Regions from separate parts of the Homo sapiens genome. Here all the other regions are linked to region 1. Evidence: chromatin contacts called from ENCODE Hi-C data. All regions are on one chromosome and are shown on one strand. Each heading gives the region's core, a stretch centred on a gene start or an enhancer-like site at or near the end of the contact. The rest is flanking DNA. Distances are from core to core; before and after follow the strand shown. Region 1 holds the start of TCERG1 (transcription elongation regulator 1). Region 2 holds the start of MRPL22 (mitochondrial ribosomal protein L22). Region 3 holds the start of CNOT8 (CCR4-NOT transcription complex subunit 8). Region 4 holds the start of SAP30L-AS1 (SAP30L and GALNT10 antisense RNA 1). Region 5 holds the start of FAM114A2 (family with sequence similarity 114 member A2). Region 6 holds the start of TMCO6 (transmembrane and coiled-coil domains 6).

Region 1 (3,935 bases), core at 843-3,342:
AGTTGGCTGTATGCAGTGGCTCACACCTGTAATCCCAGCACTTTGGGAGGCCAAGGTGGGCAGATCACTTCAGCTCAGGAGTTCAAGACCAGCCTGGCCAACATGGCAAAACCCCGTCTTTACCAAAAATATAAAAAATTAGCTGGATGTGGTGGCGGAGGCCTGTGGGAGCTACTTGGGAGGCTGAAGTGTGAGGATCGCTTGAGCCTGGGAGGCGGAGGTTGCAGTGAGCTGATATCATGCCACTGCACTCCAGCCTGGGTGACAGAGTGACACTCCCTCTCAAAATAAGTAAATAAATAAATAAATAGTATAGAATTCAATGGGTTTTAGTATATTCACAAAGTTGTGCAACCATCAGCGCCAATTCCAGAACATTTTTATCATCCAAAAAGACATTCCATATCCATCAGCAGTCACTTCCAATTCCTCATTCCCCTCTACCTCCTGGAAACCACTGTTCTACTTTCTGTCTGTATGTATTTGCCTGAAATGCAATGCAATTTCATCATATTTCATGTAAATGGAATCATACAACAGGCGGCCTTTTTGTATGTGGCTTTTTATGTCTGAACAATATTTCATTGTACAGTTATACCATGTTTCTTTTTTTTTTGAGACGGAGTCTCGCTCTGTTGCCCAGGCTGGAGTGCAGTGGCGCGATCTCTGCTCACTGCAAGCTCTGCCTCCGGGGTTCACGCCATTCTCCTGCCACAGCCTCCCGAGTAGCTGGGACTACAGGCGCCCGCCACCACGCCGGGCTATTTGTTTTTAGTAGAGACAGGGTTTCACCGTGTGAGCCAGGATGGTCTTGATCTCCTGACCTCGTGATCCGCCCGTCTAGGCCTCCCAAAGTGCTGGGATTACAGGTTTGGGCCACCGCGCCCGGCCTATACCATGCTTCTTAACCATGCATCAGCTGATGGTCATTGGGTTGTTACAATACTTTTTGGCTATTATGAATATTGCTGCTGTGAACATTTGTGCACATGTTTTTATGTGGATCCAATTATTTAGGCTTACAGTATTTAAGAGTGCTGCTTTGCTACTACGCTGACTGGGGTTAAGACCAGGCTCTGCTATTTAGTAGATGTGTGACCTTGGGCAAGTTACTTAACTTCTCTGTGCCTCAAGCTCATCTACAAACAGTGACTATGTTACCCACCTCCTAGCAATTTTTGAATCTTAAAAGAGTTAACGTACCTGACATACTTAGATCCGGGTTTGCTACATGGTTAGGTCCAAGTAAAATTTATCTATTAGTATTATTTTAATATTTTTACGACTTTAATAAAAGGGCTCATCTTCATTGTGCCTTTGAAACCCCAAATCCAAAACTTTTTTTTTTGTTAATTAGAAAAACTAAATAAATATTCAGAATTGTCTGGTATTCTGGGTGTGCTAATTTCAGACAAGCACATTTTGAGATCGAGGGAGACGTGGTTAAGCTGTAAATTGCAAAGAGGCTTGCCTTCGCCAATTTACCTTTCTTAATGCAGCAACTTATAACACCTATTGGCTTGCAACGGTTTAGTATAATTTGGGAGGTATTCTTGTAATTAATAATATATTATTTAATAACATGGATATAGAGCTGAGTGGTGACTTAAGACTCCTGCTACTGTAAAGCTAGGAAATAGCGGCTTTCCACAGCAACTGTGCAATCGGTTTAGGCGCGGCCCAGGTCGATTTTGATTGGCTTGCCCAGTGGAAATGCTCTCCGCCTGAGCTACTACTGGCCAATATGGCTCCACAATTGGCTCTCCTGGAAGCCGACAGACACGTGGCTACCGCAGGCTGAGCCGAACTTGGGAGGACTTAGTTCTGCTTACCGCGAGAGGGCGCCGGCGGTTCCTCACTGCTAAAATCTCATTTCCCATAAAGCCCCCGAGTCACCAATCAACTGGCTGTCTTCATACCGCTTTCAAAGTCGGCGGGCGCCTTGCCCAATAGCAAAGAACATATCGCCCCCATTTCGAAGATTGATGGAAAGTTTGACCAACCGCATCTCAGACTTCTGCTGTCTCCGCCTCTCTCGTTGGGGATTGACGATTTTTCTAGCCAATAGGAGACGTCGGGTCGGCGGGTGGATGAACGCGGCCCTCTGTAATGGCGGAGCGTGGCGGGGACGGGGGCGAGAGTGAACGATTCAACCCGGGGGAGCTCAGGTAAGGAACGCTGCCCTCCTTCACATCTCTGCTCACGAGAGCCCCAGAGGCTAGACGCTAGACCTGCCATGTGGAGATCCGGGGCGGACGGTGGGTAGCGGAGCCGGGCGGCCCGGGCCGGGACCGCATGGGGTTTAAGAAGGGGGAAGGGGAAGGTGGCTTGAATGAGAGCCGGGCCCGGGCTGGGCCAGGGCCTCCTGCGCGTTCCCTGGCTGCTTCCTAGTGCTTTCTTGGGGCCTCGCCGCCTCTCGCGGCCTGCAGCCCTCTGGCCGGGCGCGGTGCTCCCGCCTTTGGGCCCCGCCTCAGCCGCGTGTCGCCTCCGTCTCGGCCGACCTGAGTCTGTCCCCAGGCCGCGCTCCGCTGCGGGCCTGATTTTCCTCATCGACGTCTCTGCACTCCGCAGTTACTTTCCCTGTACCCCTCGCCACTTCTGGCTAAGCCTTCTCCACGCCCTCCGCGGCTCTTTGGGCTCCCCACGTTTGCCCTTTCATTTCATCCCCCTCATTGCTTGCCTTTCTTAACTTCTGTGGCTTTTCTTCCTTTTTTCATCCCTTTATTCCTTATTATCCTGTAGTTGTGAGTAACAACAACAGTAGCAACCCCTTATTAGGCACTTACCGTGTGCCAGTAAACCCTTTACTTAGGTTTGTCTCATTTAATCCTCACAACCACCCTTTGGAGTAGTTGCTATTAACATTTTGCAGGCCACAGACCAGAGGGGTCTTCAGTTGTTACTCGCCCATCTTACAGGTGAGATAACAGCCTCGTGGAGGTTGAGTCAGTAGAATAAGATTGCATAGGCGGATTTGTGGCTCCAGGAAGTGGCTTGAACTCAGGCAGTCAGGTTTCAGAGCCTGCAATCCCAATTGGCGTTCTATTCGTCTACTACTCATGCCATTTCCTTGAACAGTGCAGTGACCTTTTTTTCCCCTGGAACCTCAGTGTCTATGAGTTTGTAATTAAAATTTGGTAAAATGAGAGTGACCTGGAGAAATCTTTTGGTCAGTGGTTTTTGAGGAAAAGAGGTATTATGCTTTATGTGTATTTGGTACTTTGGTTTTTTTCTGTATGGGAGAAATGGCATTTCAGATGTTCAGCTCCCATTCTGAATTGTGCTGTTGTCAACGTTTGAAAATGAAAAAGAGCAGGGTAGATTATGAAGACTCTGTTGATACTGTCTTGAACTTAAGATGAAATTGTGTAAGGAAATGGGTATTGTTATTCAAGGTTTTAGAAGAGGAAAATGCCTTTCAGATTCTGTATGGTCGCACACACAAATCTCCACTTTGGCAGAAATGAAATTTTGTTTTATTTCAGAGATGAATCTGAAATCCTTTAAACTCCATATGTATACAGTATTAATGAGTGATCAAGGTGAATTGTCAGCATCTTTAAATATTAGCGATGCCAAGTTTATTCCTGATTTCGATCTTAAAGGGAGGTTACTTAGCTAGTTTCAGATGGATTTATTAGGGAACATTCTTTTGCATTTTAGAAAGTATCTTTCTAAAGCTTTAAAAAAATCCAAATGGCTTTATTAATAGTCTAGACACTGTTGCACAACTGATTTGAATAGAGCTTTAATTTGCAAATGAATTTGCCCTGTTGCAAATATTTTATACCGTAGCCTCTTGGATTGGAAGTTGCTTGCAGAGCATACTGTACAGATCTTTATTTTAGCATTTCTCATGAAATTAGGTGTGTATGTGGCCTCTTTGATGGCAGAAGTTGGGGCTTAATTTTTGCATTATATTTGTAACCTGAATG
Region 2 (3,935 bases), core at 451-2,950, 8.5 Mb after region 1:
TATTTATTACAAGGTGATAGACTGGGGGCTTTGGGTGCTATCAATCAGACGAATTCCTGGGAATTGCGGATATTGCTCGCCACAGTATCTTATCAGTTAATTGCATCTTGGATGTGCTGGGAGTCAGCTTGCACAAGTTAAGTTCTTGAGGAAGGGGCTGCCAGTGAAAGAGCCAAGATGGAGTCTGTCTGGCTCTCTTAGCTAAGCAAGAGTCAATTCAAGTGGAAACAAGGCTAGGTGATCAGAGGAAAAAGGGAGAGTCTAAAAACAGGGTTAGTAAAAACAAGGTTGGGCATTACAATATGGAGTCCGGGAGACAGGCTGGTGTGAGCTGTGATCGAGCCACTGCACTCAAGCCTGGGCAATAGAGTGAGACCCTGTCTCAAAAAAACAAAACAAACAAAAATATGAAAGTACGAATCTGGAATTAAAAAGGGAAAGAACAGTTTCTGCAACTGGGTGGAAATTCTGGCTCTGGGTTCTGGGTACTCAAAGATGAAGGAGAAGCAAATGGAGTGACTCTTGATTTGCTTGATTGAGGGCCAGCTGTGTGAAGGAAGCTGTATGTGGTAAATGGTGTGGAAGAAAGTTTCCTTTCAACTCAAAAATGCTAAAATGCTCAGATTCTGCACTACTCGTGTGTTGCTTGTTTGCATTGGGTATCTGACATTCCTGCATAGGTAGCAAACCGCAATCTGAACTACCTGTTATTCTAATACAGAGGGGTCAAATACATATATTTGAAGGCGTCTAGGGGCACAAATTTGGAGGCACCTAGTCGTAGATTGATCACTGGTTTGCCAGTTGTTAGTTGAGAGACTTTAACATATCCTAAATATGTTTCCTCATTTGAAGAAGGAAAATGATAATCCATGCCTTGTTGGATTGCTGTGAGGAATAAATGAGATTTAGTGAAATACCTGCCTGACATAAGGCAGTAAATGCCAGATGAATATAAACTCATTCTTGAAGGTCAACCAGATTAGTAGGGATTAGGACAGCATACATCATATTTGAACTATTTGCTCTTTAAAAGAGATTTTAGGCTAGGTTTCGTGGCTCATACCTCTAATCCTAGCACTTTGGGAGGCCGAGGAGGGCAGATTGCTTGAGCCCAGGAATTCGAGATCAGCCTGGGCAATTTGGGGAAACTCCTTATCTATAAAAAATACAAAAATTAGCCGGGCGTGGTGATGTGCGCCTGTAGTCACAGCTACTTGGGAGGCTGAGGTAAGAGGGTGGCTTGAGCCCGGGGTCGAGGCTGCAGTGAGACTAGGTCATTGCTACCACACTCCAGCCTAAGCGAGAGAGAGACCCTGTTTCAATAAAATGAAATAAAATAGCTTTCACACTATTTCAACTGATCTTTACAACAAGCTTGTGCCCTAAGGTTAGTCATTTCTGATAAGAAAACTGAGGACCACCGGATTAGGTGGCTTGTTCACGGATTCTGTTCCCCTACTCCTTTCTAGTTTGTGAGTTGGGACTTTAGTTTTTCTGAATCCAGGTGAATTTTCGGAAGCCCACGTGCTTTCGGCCTTTATTAATTAATTCATTCCCAAGCCAGGTTCGCCTGACCACACCTCGAGCGCCGGCCCAGTGCTTGCGATCTTCGTGACGGCACCTGGGGTGTAAGTACTGCTTGTGGGAGAGCCCCACAGGAAATCCAGAGTATTGCGCATGCGTGCTGTCCAGAAGGCGCTTGAACTCGGCGGCTTCCGTAGCGGGAGGGCGAAAGATGGCGGCGGCAGTACTGGGACAGTTGGGTAAGGATTTCTTAGTGGTTAAGCGACAGAAGGGAGTCGAGATGGAATCTGAGTTGACGGCTTGTGTTGATGTTGCAGGTGCGTTATGGATACATAACCTGAGGAGCCGGGGGAAGCTGGCCTTGGGGTGAGTCTCTCGCTTCGGAGTTTCGGAAGGGCCCAAGGCATCTTTAGTATTCTGCCAGTTGGTAACTGAGCGCCTCCGTGCCTAACTGTGTTTTAGGCTCTGGGGTTACTGAGGCGAATGAGACAGCCCGAGTCTCTGCTTTGTCACTCTATTTTTTCTCCACCTTATTGCATAAACTGTACAGGGATCAGGATTACCCATAACCCAAGGGCGATTGTAAATGCGATTTCCGAACGTCTACTGTGATCTTTCTGGACAAGGTTAGACTATTCCATCTCCATATGGAAGCGTCCAACTTTTCAAGTTACCTCTCTGATTACTTGCTTACATGGGCAGGGACCGTGTTGTGGACAACTCTGCTTTACGTCGTACCTGACATTGTGTTTAGCGGTTTATATGCTTTAACTCACTCTCATAACATTCTACGAGTAGGTTCTGCTATACCCGTTTTTCAGACAAGGAAATTGAAGTCCCCAAACGTAAAATAACTTGCCTAAGGCCACTCAGTTGTAGGAAATTTTGAAGCTTTATACCAGAGCATTCTGTAGCCTTAGGACAAAAGCATTCATTAAAGGTTAGGGTAAGTAGTCGCTGTATTTCTCCCCAAAATAAAAAATCGGTATTTGAAAATTGATAATCTGATTGTAAATTTTCTGGTCTGTCCATTTGTTAGCATTGATTTTGGTTTAGTTCATAGGCTTTGCAGACAGATGAGTTGTATATGAATCCATTTTTTAACTGTGATCTTGGAAAAGTTACTTATTCTTAATAAGCTTCAGTTATCACTTTTATGATATGAGCGTTATGTTAGTACCTATCTCTTAGGATTTAAAAAATTTTTTAATTTTTATTTATTTATTTTTTTAGATGAAGTGTTGCTATGTTGCCCATGCTGGTCTCAAACTTAAGGGCTGAAACAATTCTCTTGCCTCAGCCTCCTGAAGTACTGGGATTACAGGCACATGCCATCTATGTAGCTCTAGTAGATTTTAAAAAGGAAATTCAAACAAGATAATGCATATGAAGTATTTAGTATGTTTATGGCATGTGATAATCCCACTCTGAATTCTAGTTGCCATTAATGTTTTTATTATTATAAATTATTACTGAGTTCCCAATTATATTTAACCCTTTTCTAAGTTTTTGGGTCCGAGGGGGATAAAGAGGTGGGCTAAAGAAGAAAATAGGAAGTAGTAGCTCTTAGGATTTGTCTGTACTCTTCTTAGATAATCTTCTATCACTCTTCCCCCAACCATGCTGATTTACTTACTTTTTCTGAATATACTTTGCACTTACTTGCTTCTTGGCTTTTCCTACTATGCCCTCACATCTTGTCTATAACAGCAGTCCTACCCATTATTCAAACCTCTGTTCAGATGTTTTCCCTTCAGGAAGTTTTCACTGGTTTCTCTAAAACGGAAAGAAATTAGTTTTTCCTTCCTTTTAGCATGTGTGCCTTCTATGATGACTTCATGTATATGTGTATGTGCCCTTTACTAGCTTGTGTATCTTGGAGAAGTAGGGACATTTATTTATTGTTGTACCTCCAGCATAAGGTCTTACACAGGCAAGTATTTTGATGTTGATTTGAATTGTCTTGCACCAACTTGTATTAAGAAGCTCTGAGCAAGAAACTTAAGCAGTTTGCCTTTAGTCTTTTCCTCTATGTCATGATACAAGAGTGTTTGATTTTGCTAGATAATCTCTAAGGCTATTTGCAATTCTGAAGTTATTACATAATTTTGTGAATCCTTATTTTGGATTTTCTAGTGGGGAAAATGACCATAAGAAAACTAAGTAGAAAGGTATAAATAATGTTCATGATAACCATGTAAAATTTTAGCATATAATCTGATTCAGTGATGAGAAACTTTTTTTTCCTTTTTTTTTTGGAGACACGGTCTCGCTCTGTGCCTAGGCTGAAGTGCAGTGCTGTGATCATAGCTCACTGCAGCCTCAAACTCCCGGGCTCCCACCTCAGCTTCCTAAGTAGCTAGAACTACAGGTGCATGCCATCACACCTGGCTAATTTTTAGGGTCTT
Region 3 (3,935 bases), core at 522-3,021, 8.4 Mb after region 1:
CCATGTTGGCCAGGCTGGTGTTGAACTCCTGACCTCAGGTGATCCGCCTGCCTTGGCCTCCCCAAGTGCTGGGATTACAGGCTCAGTGAGCCACCAATCCCGGCCCCAAATCGACTGTTTTAGGGAGAGCAAACTGAGACATGCCATTTATTGAACGCTCTTTTATATCTTCCTCGGTGCGGGGTGTTTTTCCAATTATTAACTATTTAATCTTCACAAGCTCACGACAGCCATTCGTAACCTAATTTTGCAGATAAGGAGCTAGACACTCATTTGGGGGGGAGAAGAGGAGGACTGGAGTTCAGAAAGTGCATTTGATGCTCTTATCCTGGAGGCTGGAGCTAGTTCACCTCCCTGGAGAACAGCTTTTGGGAATCCCGTTTGAAATTGCCGCTCAAGGCCAGCTCGGCATCCAGCCTAGGAATTGGAGGATTTTGGAGAATCCCCTTAGGGGGAAATGTTTAAAAGTGCAAAGTGAATAGTAGAAGCCCCTCTCCTCGTCACTAGGGGTACATTTGCCGTTTTCTTATCAACAGCCTCTCAAGTACAAGCATCTGGGACAAGAACTAGAACCGTGCTTGGGGCAGCCCCCACGTCCTCTCGGGAACAGGGGTGGAGCGCTGGCGGGAGTGGCTGAGGGCGGCCCGCCGCCGACACTGTGTGCAGGAAGCGGGCGCTTTGTCTGCTCTCCCACCGCGGAGAACACGAGGCGGAGGCGCGCCCCAGCTGGCCACACGCTGCCCAGGGCCGGCGTCGGTCAAGAGCCCTCTCTTCAAGCAGGATTAAGAGGGAACCAAGGGGCTGGCAGAGGGGCCTCAGAAGCTCCTGGGCGAGGCCTGAGCCCGTGGGTCTCGACACTAAAATCTGGCGAGCTCCCTGCGCGTCCGCAAAGATTTTGGAGCTCTGAAGAGCCCGGCGACGCCTGCGCTGGCCAGGCGCCGTGCCCACGGGAGGCGCCGTCCTCTTTGTAACTCGAGCAGACCCTGGCGGGCCAGTTGCTATGGCAATGTTCCTCGCTCTGCTCGGTGAGGCCGGGAGGTAGGCGGGCCTTGGCGGACGTCACCCACATTCGGCTTTGGGGAGCCGCCCCACCCCCAACTAATTGTTTGCCAGAAAGGAACCGTAGGATAGATGCTTTGTGAGACATCTACGGGGCCATGTTAGAACAGAAAGTCGCGACAGCCTCTTTCTCCGTCAGCCTCTTCACAAATCCCTTCGTGCCAACGATTTTAACGGTCCTTCAAAGCCAGGAGGAGGGGGCGTGGTAATTCGAGGGGTTTGTTCGAAGGGCCACGCCCTTTCCTCGGCCTTTGGATTTTTCCAGGCCGCGCCCACGGCGGGGGGGTGGGGGGGGGCGCTAGTTCTAGACCACGCCCCTTCCTTGTTCGCTCGGAAAGAGGACCAAAATGGAGGAGTAAGAATCATGATTAAATTGAGCGAGCGCAACTAATCACGCGAAGAGGGCCGCAGGCGGGCCGTCTTCCGCAAGCGTGCTTCCAGGCCTCCACTCCCCACCTATTCGGCGGCACCCTGTTACTTCTGCTCCTGCGCGCTGCTTCCCGCGACCTCACAGGCAGAGCGAACACGCACGGAGTCGCAGGGGCGCGCAAAGGGGGAGGAGCGGGCGTGACCAGGCGCGCGCGCGCGTCTGGAGTGACTCTAGAGAGCAGGCGAGTCGGGCGGATCGGGTGGGTAGAGTGGTGCCGTCCGGTTGTTTGGTGGGAGGCACGTAAGACCGCTCTGGGCACGGGGGCGCTCACCTCACTGGCTCGTTCGGTTCTAGGAGCAGATCCGGGGTAGAGGGAAAAGAGCTCCGGGCCAGGGGCTGCCGTCGCCGCCGTCGGGGAGTCAGCCCGCCAGCCCGCCAGCTCGTCAGCCCGCCAGCCAGCGCTTCGCGGGCCCTGTCGGTCCCGGTAAGCGGGCCTGCGCTTACCGGAAAGAGGAGCGTAAGATGAAAGAGTGTGAGAGACCATTGGGGGTCTGTAGGGGGAAGGGGAGTGGGGGCGTGTGTAAGGGGCAGGGTGTGTGAGGAGGAGAGGAACCCCAGCAAAGAGTAGTAATAATAATGGCCACCGTCACACGATAATATTCGAGTAATATGTGCGGGGACTTTACAAAGCATCTCATATGCTTCATTTTAACTTCTACTCCAATCCTCCGAGGTGCGTACTGTTATCAAACCCATTTTACAAGATAGGAAAACCGAGGCACGAAATAGATTAAGTGGCTTATGCAAGGACACACGACTACTACGTGGCCTGGCCTGGCTTCGAACTTAGTTATCTTAGTCCTAAGGCCCGTAATTTTAACTTTGCTTTACCAAACAAAAACAGAAGAAGAATGGCGTGTCAGAAGGAGGAGGACTGAGTGTGATTTGAAGTGGAAGGATGATGATAAACGAGAAGAGAATGATGATGGGAGACGGAGTAGTGGGGAGGAGGACCTGAATTTGGAATCTTGCGGGCCTCCCCCTTCTAAATCGCCGCCTCTTCCTTAGTTCTTGCGGCCCCATAACTTTTTCTTGGTGTTCTATGGCTTTATGAATGGAGGAGCCAACTCACAGACCTGGGCCATTCGGGTGGTTTTAAGAAGTTTGAACTGCGGTTCAATCCAGGGCAGTGCCTTGAGACACTGTTTGGAGGTAAGGGAGGGTCAGAGGATCCTCTTAAACGCTGCTGCTATTTATTTCTTCAAACGTGCCACTTCCTTTTCTATCATATCTATGCACGGCAAAGCCTTTGTTCAGTCCTCTAGAATAAGGAAGTGATGTTTATTGTTTCCTTGTACACTTGGGCTTAAACGAACAAAATCAGACTCAACGTTTCTTTTCCCGAGCAAGGCCTTGATTGCTTGCAGAGAAAACTTTCCTGTGGCTTTATCATTAGTTGCCCTTCAGAGCTTTCCTGTGTAAATAAGAAGCTATGTTTTGGAGAAGTTTACACCGTAGATGAACGGGAGCGATCTGAACATACTGCACTGCAGGTCAACACAGAGCAGGGACTTCAGTAATTCATAGGTGTGAGTGTGTTTGTGAAAACCTTTCCTTCTTGCACAGTTTTCTGTGTAGCTCATGTGGGAGTCAAGTTTTTAAGTCAGCCCGTGAGGCAAACATTGTATGTAATAAAAATTAACCCTTAAAAATTCCTAGGAAGGTGCAACGCTTGAGATTAGCATCCTGTTTCTGACTACATCCTGGACGGTTTTTCCTTCAGTTTTGAAACTTGTTACTGTTGCTTTGGTTGTAACCCAGATAAGTAATTAGATTACCTTTAGGGGCTGTGTTGTGCAAATAAGCATATTTGAAAGCCATAGAGTTGTGATGCGCTGTGAGATGCTTGCCCTGAGGAGGCTTAAAAGGAGGAAGACAAACCCCTATCTTAGGCTCATTTTGGAGCATGTGCTTACAAAGTGGAAAGTGGCAGGCAGAATTGCTGGTATGATGATGATGATGATGATGATTTTTTTGAGACGTGCTCTTGCTCAGTCGCTGAGGCTGGAATGCAGTGGCGTAATCACAGCTCACTGCTGCAGCCTTGACTTCCTGGGGCTCAAGTGATCCTCCCAGCTCAGTCTCCTGAGTAGCTGGGACTGCAGGCACACACTACCATGCCTGGCTAAGTTTTTGTACTTTTTGTAGAGACGGGGTCTCACTTTGTTGCCCAGGCTGGTCTCGAACTCCTGGCTCAAGTGATTCTGCAGTCTCAGCCTCTCAAAAGTGCTGGGATTACAGGTGTGAGCCACTGCCCTTATCCTGCTGGTATTTAAGTTGCTATTTTATTTTATTTTTTGGCCAGCATATGCAGTAATTTGACTTGCTAAATTAAATGTGCATAGTGCGATTCCTCTTTAATTTTTGAGTGGCACTACATTCAGGGGCTTGCAAGCTATTGTTTACTTCCCCACAGATCCTAGCTAACTTTGGAGCAAAAATGGCT
Region 4 (3,935 bases), core at 1,005-3,504, 8.0 Mb after region 1:
ACACAGAGGCTGGCTGGGCGTATCAGGCTGGGTGTAATCAGGAAAGAGTAACCTTACAGTAATTTGAACAGGAAAATAATAATATAAACATGTATTAATTATAATAGGGGACTGTAGTCCCCTACAGTTATAAGGAACTGCCTAGTAAAAAGAAAAAAGAATGCTAAATAATACAAGAATAGCAGATATAAGTAGCCACTACCTCAAGGACTGAGACAGAGCACCTAAGAAAAGGTCCTAGATCCCCTTAGACCAGGGCAAGTTGGTGCAGAAGAAGTTGTGTACCGCAATAGCCTAGCATTGAATACAAATGCTGTTTAGAAAAATATGGGGAACATGGAGGTTTCATCCATACCAACTGACTTTGGACCCAACATCACACAGTGCCTGGTACAGATACCCAAGTGTTTTCTACATATATGTCTGAACACCCCAGATAGGAGATATTCTTTTAGGGCAAGGGTTATGTTTCATCCTCCTCCTATAGCCAACCCTATACTTGGTATACATAATGAGTTCAACAACAATTTACTTTTGAACAGAATATATGAACTCTGAGGGAAGACTCCTATTAATCTGTGCCTTTTTTCCATTAATTTTTATTCTATTTTTTCTACTGTAAAAACAAAAATAATGCTTATTAAAGAAAATGCAAAGGTTAAACAAAAGGAGAAAAATATCAGCCATATTCCTGCTACCCAGAAATAATCACTGTTAGTACTTTGGTGCATTTTTTATACCAATAGTTTTCTTTTTTCTTTAAACATAGATGTACAGACATCGTATCCTCCATGCAATTTCATATCCTGAATTTTTTTACTTATCATAAAAAAAGCATTTCTCCAACTCCTCATCAGCTCTTTATTTAAGAATTAATGGTGAATTATTCTCTATAGAAAATGTTTACATTGATGTTGAAACTACCTCAAATGCTAACTGCACAATCTCTTTCTGAAGATTTTAGGTAGTTTACTTAACCACTTCCCTTTTGGAACTCTGAGGTTCTATTTTATTTTTCCTATTATAAATAATTCCATAATGAACATCACTGTACTTCATATTATCTCTGATAGGCCTATTTCCGACGATGGCTGTCCCACGTGTGAAATTACCAGTTCAGATGCTACAAATGCATTTATGGCCACTGAGCAAAACTTAAGATCACCAGCCACCTGCTTCTAAACATGGAAACTGGTAGCTTTCCCTTTTACAACAGGACACAAACCCGAAGCTCCTTCTATGCCCTCTAGTACTAACACTTGCTTACCTATCACCTAACACAGCCTCCCCTCTTCCCTGCCCATAAAACGCTGCCCAGCCCTACATAATTACACGACCCTGGGCTGGTCCCATCGCCTTTCGGACCTCATCAGTCCCCATGCTGCGCAGTTGGAGAGTGGCATGACTGAAGTGCTGGACCAGAGCATATCCTACGGCCCCTCCTGGAGGGGAGGTGGTGCCCTGGGCGCCGAAACCAAGCGCAGGGTCTTGGCAGGGCGCAGTCGCTTCGCCGGTAGACCCGGGGACTCAAAGCAATAGAACTACAGCTTGGAGCTCCAGGGAGAGCCCAAGACACCGCAGCCCTTCCCCATCTAGATTCCGAGATTGGCCCCTGGGCCCCACTCCCAGCCTTCACTTCATCTCCCCTGAAGCCCTTTCTCTTGCCCGCGGCTCACCTAGTCCACCCTCCAGACCTCATTCGGACTTCCCATTCTTCCCAGTGGAGGGGTCGCCCAAACCCCTCGGGGTCTCCTTTCCCCCTCTCCTTTTCTTTCCGCGCCGTCCAAGCCAGTCCCACTCTCCACACTCTGGAAGGTATCGGCTACCCCCAATATTGCGACTGCCTTGCAAGATCCCCCCATCACCTCCTCCGCATGTCTTTCCACGTATCTGTATGGGGTTGTCCCTCTGTCTTTCCCGCCATGACTGGCTTTCCGTCCTATTTCACCCACCCTTCCTCCCACGGATCCGCGAGTCCTCTGGCCCTGGCCCTTTCATTTTATTAGTCCGCCCCTCTCCTGATAGCACCTCTATCCTCTTTAGGTCCCCTCATATGCCCCTCCTCCAAGTCTGTCCCTCAGCGTCCCCGTCCGCGTCTCTACTGTCTGTCCCCGAATGTGTTCCTCTGTTCCTGGAGTCTGGCCCTCGGTCCAGCCAGGCCCCTGCTCACCATCCCTCCCCCGGGCCGGAGAGTCTGCAGCCCGGTTCCCGGTTCTCGCTGGGGTAACTCTTTCCTCTTCCACTTTCTCTACTTTGAACCCATCCCAGCAGAGTCCAGGAAGTAGCCTGGCGCCGGAGACTGGCGGCGGCGACGCCCAATGGGACGCGCCAGCGGCGGCGGCAGCCCCGCCCAGAGAGCAAATGAGACCAATGGTCGCGTGAAGGCGGGACTTCCGCTGTCCCGCGAAGGGCGGGGGGAGCGAACTGTTGTGGTGCGGAGCGTTCGGCGGGCGGCGGCCGGGCGGCCCAGGGGCTGCCGCGGGACTCGGGGCGCAGCCGAGTGGCTGCAGGGGTGGAGTGGGCCGGACGAGCCGCGGGGCCCGGGTGCCGCGGGTTCGAGGCCGGGCCCCGCGCGAGGAGGCCGCGCCACCCCGGGGGAGCTGCCCGGCAGCGAGTTTGCCCCGCTGCCGAAAGAAGGCGGGAGCCGGCAGGGGCCTTCGAAACCCCCTGGCAACCCAGGCCCGGAGTCCTTGGGGAGCGGCTGTTTCCTGGGACGCCCTCCCGGACACCCCCGCTGCAGGGTTACGGTTCTGGGCCCCCGGCAGAAGGCTCCTCCGGGTGACCCCCGGCGGGGCCCTGCGAGCCGCGGGAGCCGACCCCGGGGCCTCGAGCCGGGAGGAAGGGGGCTTCCGGAGGCGGAGGGCCGGGGGCCGAGGGAGCCGGGCCTCTCGGACGCGGGGCAGGGCAGCGCCCGGGCTGGAGACGGACTCTGGGACCCTCGGCTGCGGGGGTCTCAGCGACCTGCCCCGCGGCAAGCGCGGCCGCGGAGTGGCCTACCGGGGACCCTCCCCCAGAGGGACCGGCCCGGGGCGGGGAGATGAACGGCTTCAGCACGGAGGAGGACAGCCGCGAAGGGCCCCCCGCCGCCCCAGCTGCCGCCGCCCCGGGCTACGGCCAGAGCTGCTGCCTCATCGAGGACGGCGAGCGCTGCGTCCGGCCCGCGGGCAACGCCTCCTTCAGCAAGAGGGTCCAGAAGAGCATCTCGCAGAAGAAACTCAAGCTGGACATCGACAAGAGCGTGAGTCCGCCCCCGCTCGCGTCTGGGCCCCGGCGCCCCCAGCTCTCCGTCCGCTGCCCTGGGCTCCAGTCGGGACTCCCCGGGCACTCCCCGCCGTGGGCCTCGCCGCCCCGGCTCTGCAGAACTGAGTTGGACTCCGCATTTCAAAGGCCGCTCCAGCGCTGACATGCTCTGACTGTGATTCTACCCAGATCCGGGAGGATGGGGGCGGGGGCTTCAGGACTCCTGCTGCCTGGAAAGATTGGACAGCAGTTTCCAACTTGTTTTATTGGTTTAGACTTTAGAGCAGGGAGAGGTGGGTTAGTTTTGTTGGCCCTTGAAGGAGCAAGAATCGGAGCGGGGAGTGATGAAGATACCCGGCTCTTTTCCAACTTCTCTCTCCTTCTAGGAACCCTGTTATTCCTTCAGACAGAGAAAGGTGGCAGTTACTTCCCTGGCTCCCGCATCCTCGGTATCAGCAGAGGGTCACCGAGCTAGCTGCTTCGCAGGCAGCTGTGGGAATGGGTTTTTCTAGGATGTGGCAGAAATAAGGCCAAGGCCAGGTCTTGAGAAATGGCTCTTGCAGTCGATGTGACTGGAGGGGGGAAGAAAAGAAATCAATTTTCTTAGTGGTAGTTTCTTTTGAAATAAGGGGGTGGATATTTAAATTTAAATCGGATTGCCCTGCTCTTTGTGGCTTATTATAGGAAACTCCTCC
Region 5 (3,935 bases), core at 768-3,267, 7.6 Mb after region 1:
ATTAAAAGATCTAGCAACACCGGGCCCACATTCAACTCTGTAATAACTAGCTTGTGCTAAATAGCCGCTGGGCCCTTTTAGCTAGGGCAGTTGCTCTCCAGCTCCCTACAATCCCCCACGCAAATCCACTTCACTCAAATTATGCTACCTGATTAACCTCTGTAGGCATCTGAGTTGGCAACACCTGCCTTAAAAGAAGCTTATGATTTTGACAGATGATGATGCCAATGACAGGATTCAAGGATATGGAAATAACATGAGGGTACAGCCAAAGGCCTGAGGTCTGACAGTATGGAACATGGACAGTTACAGTAGGGAGTAGTTACCATGGCAGAGAGAAGAACAATGGGAAGGCATGAAGCTAGAAAGGTAGATTAAGACAACACTATGGAGTTCAGAATATATGGGCATATAATATAAACACATTACACATTTCCAAAACACATAGAGAAAAAATCCAGATACAACTACTCACTGACATACAAACCAACTTAGAAGTAGCCATTCATTCACTCGCAAACATTTTTTGAGTACCTACTACGTACCAAGTAGTACCACAGTACCTGTGGAGATAGAGAACTAATGTAAGCCATTCACTCCAAGGGCCTATCTAATAGGAAAGACGAGACAGTTTTTGCACAAAGTTCAATTAATGTTTTGTGTATATGAATAAATGTTTCCTATCTTTTCCTTATGCTCTCTCCAGGTTGCAACGCATCATTATCATCATCATAAATATATACAGTATACTATATGTAGAATATATAATATACATATTACATAAATTCATATAATTCCATGAAAGACTGGAAGGACATACTCCAAAATATATTTTTAAAGACAGGGTCTCGCTATGTTGGCCAGGTTGGTCTTGAACCCTAGGCCTGGCCTCAAGCAATCTTCCCCTGCCTCAGCCTCCCAAAGTGCTAAAATTACAGGCGTGAGCCACCATGCCCTGCCAAAACAGTCCCTTTACTAAAATATTAAACACTGGTTATCTCTATTCTTTCATTTGTGCCAGATATTTGAGCTAAGCCAGAAGAGAATTTTTTATGGTGATGGTTGTTTATATTATCATTACTATCGTTATTAGAATGACTGTACCATCTCTTTCCTCAACTCATTCATAATCTAGGAGAAAGGTTAAAAAAAAAAAAGGAATAAACACCAAGTACGTGGAACTGCACTATTTAGTGTTTTTGTAAGTCTTCCAGGCATTGTGTAGTAAGCGTGTAGAAATAATTGTAGTTTCTCCTCCAGTTATTTTCTCAGTTGGAGGAGAAAGATTCCAATAACTGTAAATAAATACGGCTGAGCCATATTTTTAAGAAATAAAAACGCATACGCTTACACACACACATATATATTACGTATATATACACTCCACCCGCCCCATTTACCAAAATGAAGAGCAGTACAGCTTAGTAGCTAAGAGCACGGGCTCTGGAGTTTACTTTCTTCCTGTCCTGCAGCGATTGTGGGGAAGTCAGGTCACCTGTCTGCCTCTCCGTTTCCTCATCTGTCAAATGGAGTTCTGGGTCCCTATAAAGATTCAGTGACGCGATATGTGAGGGGCTTGGAACAGTGACCGGCACGTAACCGCCCACAGGTTAACAGCTGCTATCACTTGGTGGGGTGATGGTTTGTATCCTATCGTTATTAATACGGCTGTCTCTAGATGAGCAAACATGCGCTCTCACTTCTTCCCACATTCAAGAATGGGGTCCCAAACGAGAGATTCGACGTAAACGTCCGCTCCCAACTAAGTTCTCAGGCGCTGACAACGACAAGAATTCCTCACACAAACGTAGCGCTTCAATCACTAAACCGCTTTCACAGCCCTCGACCCTGCCGCGAGATGTCCGCCGCCCACCGTCAGGTCACCGCCTCCCTAACGACTTCGGCTGCCCGGGCCCTGCCCCTGAACCTCGCACCCCTCCTGCCTCGTTCAGGAAGCTCCGCACCTATCCGGCCGCCACCCTCAGCACAGCCACGGCAGCCGACTCGGCGTTCCTACTGCCCCGGAAGTGCTCCTTCAGCGCAGAGGCGTGCCGGTGTGTCCGAGAAAACTTCCGAGTTAAGCCGCCGCTGAGGCCGGAAGGAGCTAGACGGCGGTCGGGTAGGTGACGGCTTGGTTGGGGTCGCTGCGAGGGGACTACTAGGAGCGCCGAGGCGTGAGTCGTAGCCTGTGGCTTGGGGTCGGGAGTGCAGGAGGCGAAAATGTTTGCCATTCTTTTGAAAGTCTGGCCTGGGTGTGGGAGTTCGGTCATCGAACACTTACTGAGAGCCAGATACCTGCCAGGCACTGCCCTGGGCTCCAGGGACACATCAGTCAACGAACGGAAGGGCCCTGCTCTCAAGCAGTGCGAAAAGCAGATTATAAACAAGTCAACAAACGGGATTATCTAAGGTGGTAGTAAGTGCTGTAAAGAAATTTAGACTGGATAATGTGATGGAACGAAGTGGGAGAGTAATAAGCCGTATGAAAATCTGGAATAGAGCATTCCAGGCAGAGAGAATAGCGCGTGCAAAGGCCATATAGTGGGAACAAACTTAGCAAAGTCAAGGAAAAGACAAAGGCCACTGGCTAGAGCAAAAGGAGCAAGGTGAGAATGGAGAGAGATGAGGCCAGGGACTTGAGCCCAAATCTTGTAAGGCTTATGAGCAAGGATAAAGAGTTTGATTTTTGTTTGGAATCCAGTGGAAAACCATTGAAGGTTTCTAAGCAGATGAATGACATGATCTGATTTATGACTCTAAGATTACTCCTGGGACCTCATCAGAAAGATGCAACTCTTCTGTTGCCCTCGAGCAGTGAAAATGCATGAAATCCAGACTGACAGAGCTAGTAAAATATTAAAATCAATCTTATTGTACAGATAAGAAAAACTGAATCCCAGAGAGGTGAAGGGACTTAGCCTTTAAGAACTCATGTTTTCCAACTCCATTTAATGCCCTCGGAATTATCATCTTAATTCCCAGATAAGAGTAATTGTCACTTCTAAAACTCTTCAGATATTTTCCTTTGCTTTTGACAGTGGTTCTCTAAATTTAGGTTCATCAATATCACCTGGAAGCTTGTTAAAATTCCAAAAAACAACAACAAAAAAACCCCTGCTTAAATATAAAATGGATCATTTCCTCTGATTTTCTGTTGTAATGGAAAATGCATAGAATTTGGGGCTAAAGTATGGAATCTTGGGAAGCCACTTATTTTTTAAATGCTGCTGATAATTATAGCAGCAGTTCTCAAACTTTTTGATCTTAGAATTTCTTTATACTTTTAAAATGTATTGAGAACTTCAAAGGGTTTTTGTTTATAATAGCTATCAATATTTACTATTTTAGAAAACAACTTTCAACAAAGGTTATTCATTTTAAAATAAACTCATTATATGTTAACATAGATAGCATTTCTGTAAAGGATATTTTCCAAAATGAAAAATTATTGAGAATGGCATTGTTTTACATTGTTACAAATCTCTTTAATGTCTGGCTGAATAAAAGACAGCTAGATTTTCGTAACTTCTACCTTCATTCTCTTACAATATCAATCATCATGTAACTTTTAGAAAATTGTGCCATATTGTGTGAGAATGTGAGTGAAAAAGGGATATGTCCTAATATTATGTAAATTGTTTTGAAACAGTGTCAGGGACACCCAGGAGTTCCTGCACCACACTTTTGAGAATTACACTGAATTACGGTGATTGTCATGCCAGTAAAAGAAATATGAGTTTGATTTGTAAATCAATAAACCTATATGCACATTAAAAATGCAGATGCCCAGGCATCCCCTAGAGATCCCAATTCAATAAGTCTGTGGGGTCAAGAAATCTGCATCTTTAACAAGCACCACAAATTAATTTGATATAAATGGTCTGAAAATTACAGAGTGAGAAAACCAGTCAAATGATTCTCTAGAGTGTTCTGCC
Region 6 (3,935 bases), core at 533-3,032, 5.8 Mb before region 1:
TTTTACAACCCATTCTCTCTGAAGCCTAGGATTTGAAGGTTTCCTCTGCAAATAAGAACTTGGGTCTCCACAATCCTTTATCTTAACCCAGACATTCCTTTCTATTGATTTCAGGTCTTTAGAGAAACTCAACCAATTGTCAACCAGAAAAATTTAAAATCTACCTATAAGCTGGAAGCCCCCCACCGCCCCACTTCGAGTTGTCCCGCCTTTCTGTTGTCCCACAAACCAATGTCTTTCTCTCTTTCCCCCTCCCCTCTCTTCCCTTCCTCCTTTCCTCTTTTCTTTTCTTTCTTTCTTTTCTCCCTTTCTTTCTTTCTTTCTTTCTTCCTTCCTTTCTTTCTTTTCTTTCTCTTAGGAATAACGCTCAAAATCCTAAGGGAAATTGAACACTCGAACAAAGGATTATTAGCAAAGCAATTTTACTTCTGCTCAGAGGGGTGTCTGCTTGGCCAGTCGCCATGAGAGCACACCTGAACAAAGGGGCACGAGAGCCTTTATTCCTGACGCAAGTCCTGCCCCTGTACCCTTTCCCCATTGGCCGGGGTCGGGTCATACAATCTGAACTAATCCCGGTTGGCTAAACATTTGATTTTTTTAGGTAATGTGGGCACGTAAAAGAAAGTGGAGAGGAAAGGGGAAGGGGTGCCTGTAATGAACTAGAAAGTTAGTCCTCTTTCCAAATAATGAAAGGAATGTGAGCTGGTACTGATAACGTCTGGTACTGATAACGTCTTGTACTGTGGCGTGCCTCGGCATCTAACGAAGGCAAAAAGGAGAAAAAGGAAAACAAAAGTGTGTGTGGGGGGGAGTACTATGAATTAAAGAATAAAAGATTGATCTAATTATTTGAAGAGAAACCTCATCATATCCCAGATTTCTTTCTTTCTTTCTTTCTTTTTTTTTTTTTTGAGACGGAGTTTCGCTCTTGTACCCCAGGCAATGGGGCGCGATCTCGGCCCACTGCAATCTCCGCCTCCCGGGTTCAAACGATTCTCCTGCCTCAGGCTCCCGAGTAGCTGGGATTACAGGCACCCACCACTACTCCCGGCTAATTTTTGTATTTTTAGTAAAGATGGGGTTTCACCATGTTGGCCAGGCTGGTCTCAAATTCCTGACCTCAGCTGATCCACCCGCCCAGGCCTCCCAAAGTGCTGGGATTACAGGCATGAGCCACCAGGCCCGGCCCAACCAGTGTATTTCTTGAATGAACTGAAGTCTCATATCTCCCTAAAATATGTAAAACCAAGCTGTACCGGACCACCTTGGGCACATGTTCTCAGGACCTCCTGAGGGCTGTGTCAAGGGCCATGGTCACTCATATTTGGCTCAGAATAAGTCTCTTCAAATATTTTACAGAGTTGGACTCTTTTCGTTGACAATTCAATGACGCTTCAAGCGTTTTTGGCAGCTCTCATCAGTGGGATCCGCATTAATAGTGAAACGGCATCATGGCGCTTCCCGCAGTTCGGGATTGTTTTGAACTTTCATCTAGAGCGTATTGTGGGTGGGGAAGTTGTGTTTGCTGAGTAGATTGTGACACTGCTGGCTTGGGTCACTCGAGGTCAGGGATGAGAGACTTTTTTTCCTAGAATTGGTAAGACAGGAAATCAATCAGAGGCAGAGCGACGCCTCTGGCTCTGGTCTAGTGGTGCAGCGTCTCTAGCCCTCGCCCCGCCCACCGTCCCCGCGAGGCGTCCACTCGCCGAGCCCCGCCCTCACCCAGCACCCACCCCGCTCCTCGCGCCCTCCCCGCCTGTTCCCGCCCTGTGCTGAGGCTGCGCAGTCGGTGCCATCTTCTACGCCCCTGGGAGCGTTGTGGCTGCTGTTTCCTTCGGCTTTCCTCCTCCTGCTCCACCATGTGGAGCCGACGGCAGGGCCGCCTCAGGCCCACGGTCTGCGGGGTGGAGGAGCTACGGCGCCGCCGGCGGGAGCGGGAGGCAGGTGTGGGCGGCCGAGGGAGCGCGGGGGTATATGGCGGTCGGGGATAAGTTGAGACCCCAGGCTCGGAGCCGCGGGTTCTGGGTTGTGGTCGTCCTTCCCACGCTCAGCCGGCTCCTCTGCCCCCAGCACTGCGGAAGGCGCGGAGGGAGCAGCAGCTGGTCAGCAAGAGGCTGCTGAGAAACGACGCCCCAGAGGAAGCTGGAGAGGGATGTGTGGCTGCGATCCTCGGGGAAACCGAGGTGAGGGGGCAAGGTAGGGTGCGCTGGAGTCCACGCCCGCTGGCGCCAGACTCCCGGGAGTACTCGAGGTCTGCCCCAAACCTGAACGCAATCCACTCTACACTTCCACGCATCCAGTGGGTCAAGCCAGAAACAGGGGAATCATCCTGCACAACTCTTTGACCCACAACCCCATATCGATCCATCATCAAGTCCTAGTTGTTTACCTCCTGAAGAGCTTTGGAGTCTTTACATGCCTCACCATCGAAGCTGCCACCACCACCTCCTCTCTGGATACTACTGCAGTCTCCTAAAAGGTCACCCTGCATCTATGCTTGTCACCGTCACTACGTCCTTTAAAAACACGTGGAGACCAAAATCTTTCCTGTGCCTTGCAAAGCATAGCATGGTCTAGCCTCTTCCTAACTCAAATTTTATCAGTTTTCTCATCCTACCCACCGTCCTCTTTTTAGTTCCTGCAACGATATATCGGATTTGTGTCTCAAGCCCTTGGCATTCGCTACGTCTAACGTTCGTTTCTTTTGGTATTCTGTCTTGAGAGCCTATTTTTTTTCTTTTCTTTTCTTTTTTTTTTTTTGAGACTCTCGCTCTGTCGCCAGGCTGGAGTGCAGTGGCATGATCTCGGCTCACTGCAACATCCGCCTCCCGGGTTCAAGCGATTCTCCTGCCTCAGCCTCCCGAGTAGCAGGGATTACAGGCGCGCGCCACCACTAATTTTTGTATTTTAAGTAGAGGCGGGGTTTCATCATGTTTGTCAGGCTGGTCTGGAACACCTGGCCTCATGATCCACCCGCCTTGGCCTCCCAAAGTGCTGGGATTACAGGCGTGAGCCACTGTGCCCGGCCACCTACTTGTTTCTTGTAGAATATTAATCATTATCTAATGGTTTGTCTATTGTTATTTCTCCAACTAGACTTTAATTGCAGGAAAACCTAGATCCTGTGTTGTCATTGAAAACCCGGTTGCCTGCACATTATCTGGCATATAGTTAAGTACTCAGTGTTTATTGAATGAGTGAATGAAAGGATTTATTCAGTAAGCATTGAGTATCCCCTGTATTTGTATTATGTTTACGTACATAGTTTACCGTACATACCATGTTGACATATATATTATCAACTTATTCCTAGGTCATACTATTCCATTGTATGCTTACTTTATGCCAGGACACTGTGCTGGTCACTGAGGTACACAAAGATGAAAGGATAGAGTCCTTTTCTTTGAGGTGCTCACAGCCCGGTGAAGAAGACAGATGTCACAAGGGAAGGAAACATGAGGAACAAGAGAAACTCCTAAGTCTCTCAAAAAGAGCTAACTTCCCAGAGGAAATGAGGAGCAGAAACCTGAAGAGAGTGGGAAGCTGGAGAGGGTATCCAGGCAGAAGAAATAGCATGTGCAAAAGCTCGGAAATGTAAAAAAAAGAAAAAGAAAAAGCTCATGTTAGGCTGGTTGTTGTTAGAGTGTAGGTTGCATGGGGAGAATGGCTAGAGGAGTAGGTTTTGCCAGGCTGAGAGGTTTAAATATCCTTGAAAGAACCCTGTATGAAGGCAGGATAGATATTGTTATTCTCATTTTCAGGTGAGGAAACTTAGGTTCAGGTCCCATATGGAGTAAGTGGCAGGTATGGTATTAGAACTCAGTTCTGATTCTCTGTCCACTCCACTGCAAGGTAGATGCTTATTAGTTGCATTAGTGTGAATGACAAGTTCTGAAGGTGTGATATTGGAAGGCTCACAGGTGAAGTGGGCAGAG

What was found. Hi-C counts contacts between places; a loop is a spot of excess contacts on that map. Pooled maps may share reads with other maps.
Region 2: a pooled map shows a loop between it and region 1 (6-fold over the local background). The contact joins the promoter of MRPL22 here to the promoter of TCERG1 in region 1. A Hi-C loop is called at or near these places in 3 of 50 pooled maps.
Region 3: a map of B cell shows a loop between it and region 1 (31-fold over the local background). The contact joins the promoter of CNOT8 here to the promoter of TCERG1 in region 1. A Hi-C loop is called at or near these places in 2 of 168 maps with a recorded cell type or tissue (B cell and naive thymus-derived CD4-positive, alpha-beta T cell) and 7 of 50 pooled maps.
Region 4: a pooled map shows a loop between it and region 1 (7-fold over the local background). The contact joins the promoter of SAP30L-AS1 here to the promoter of TCERG1 in region 1. A Hi-C loop is called at or near these places in 4 of 50 pooled maps.
Region 5: a loop to region 1 is called in a pooled map, with 14 times the contacts of the local background. The contact joins the promoter of FAM114A2 here to the promoter of TCERG1 in region 1. A Hi-C loop is called at or near these places in 6 of 50 pooled maps.
Region 6: a pooled map shows a loop between it and region 1 (8-fold over the local background). The contact joins the promoter of TMCO6 here to the promoter of TCERG1 in region 1. A Hi-C loop is called at or near these places in 8 of 50 pooled maps.

The regions. Positions count from the first base shown.
Region 1 is chr5:146,445,241-146,449,175 of GRCh38, forward strand. TCERG1 (transcription elongation regulator 1) reads left to right here and starts at 2,093. Exons shown (of 23, transcript NM_001382548.1): 1 at 2,093-2,168. The coding sequence starts at 2,110. RefSeq lists an enhancer at 1,756-2,463 and a silencer at 2,382-2,461.
Region 2 is chr5:154,939,373-154,943,307 of GRCh38, forward strand. MRPL22 (mitochondrial ribosomal protein L22) reads left to right here and starts at 1,701. Exons shown (of 7, transcript NM_014180.4): 1 at 1,701-1,766; 2 at 1,845-1,893. The coding sequence starts at 1,739. RefSeq lists an enhancer at 1,641-1,800.
Region 3 is chr5:154,856,856-154,860,790 of GRCh38, forward strand. CNOT8 (CCR4-NOT transcription complex subunit 8) reads left to right here and starts at 1,772. Exons shown (of 7, transcript NM_001301073.2): 1 at 1,772-1,913. RefSeq lists enhancers at 566-1,067, 1,068-1,571, 1,447-1,616, 1,572-2,074, 2,578-3,080 and silencers at 1,817-1,916, 1,977-2,036.
Region 4 is chr5:154,443,568-154,447,502 of GRCh38, forward strand. SAP30L-AS1 (SAP30L and GALNT10 antisense RNA 1) reads right to left here and starts at 2,255. Exons shown (of 3, transcript NR_037897.1): 1 at 2,171-2,255. SAP30L (SAP30 like) reads left to right here and starts at 2,430. Exons shown (of 4, transcript NM_024632.6): 1 at 2,430-3,238. The coding sequence starts at 3,038. RefSeq lists enhancers at 2,054-2,173, 2,227-2,727 and silencers at 2,304-2,833, 2,964-3,073.
Region 5 is chr5:154,036,893-154,040,827 of GRCh38, forward strand. FAM114A2 (family with sequence similarity 114 member A2) reads right to left here and starts at 2,018. Exons shown (of 14, transcript NM_018691.4): 1 at 1,965-2,018. MFAP3 (microfibril associated protein 3) reads left to right here and starts at 2,075. Exons shown (of 3, transcript NM_005927.5): 1 at 2,075-2,119.
Region 6 is chr5:140,637,669-140,641,603 of GRCh38, forward strand. It overlaps TMCO6 (transmembrane and coiled-coil domains 6), which reads left to right and starts at 1,783. Exons shown (of 12, transcript NM_018502.5): 1 at 1,783-1,944; 2 at 2,071-2,183. The coding sequence starts at 1,860. RefSeq lists a silencer at 1,595-1,844.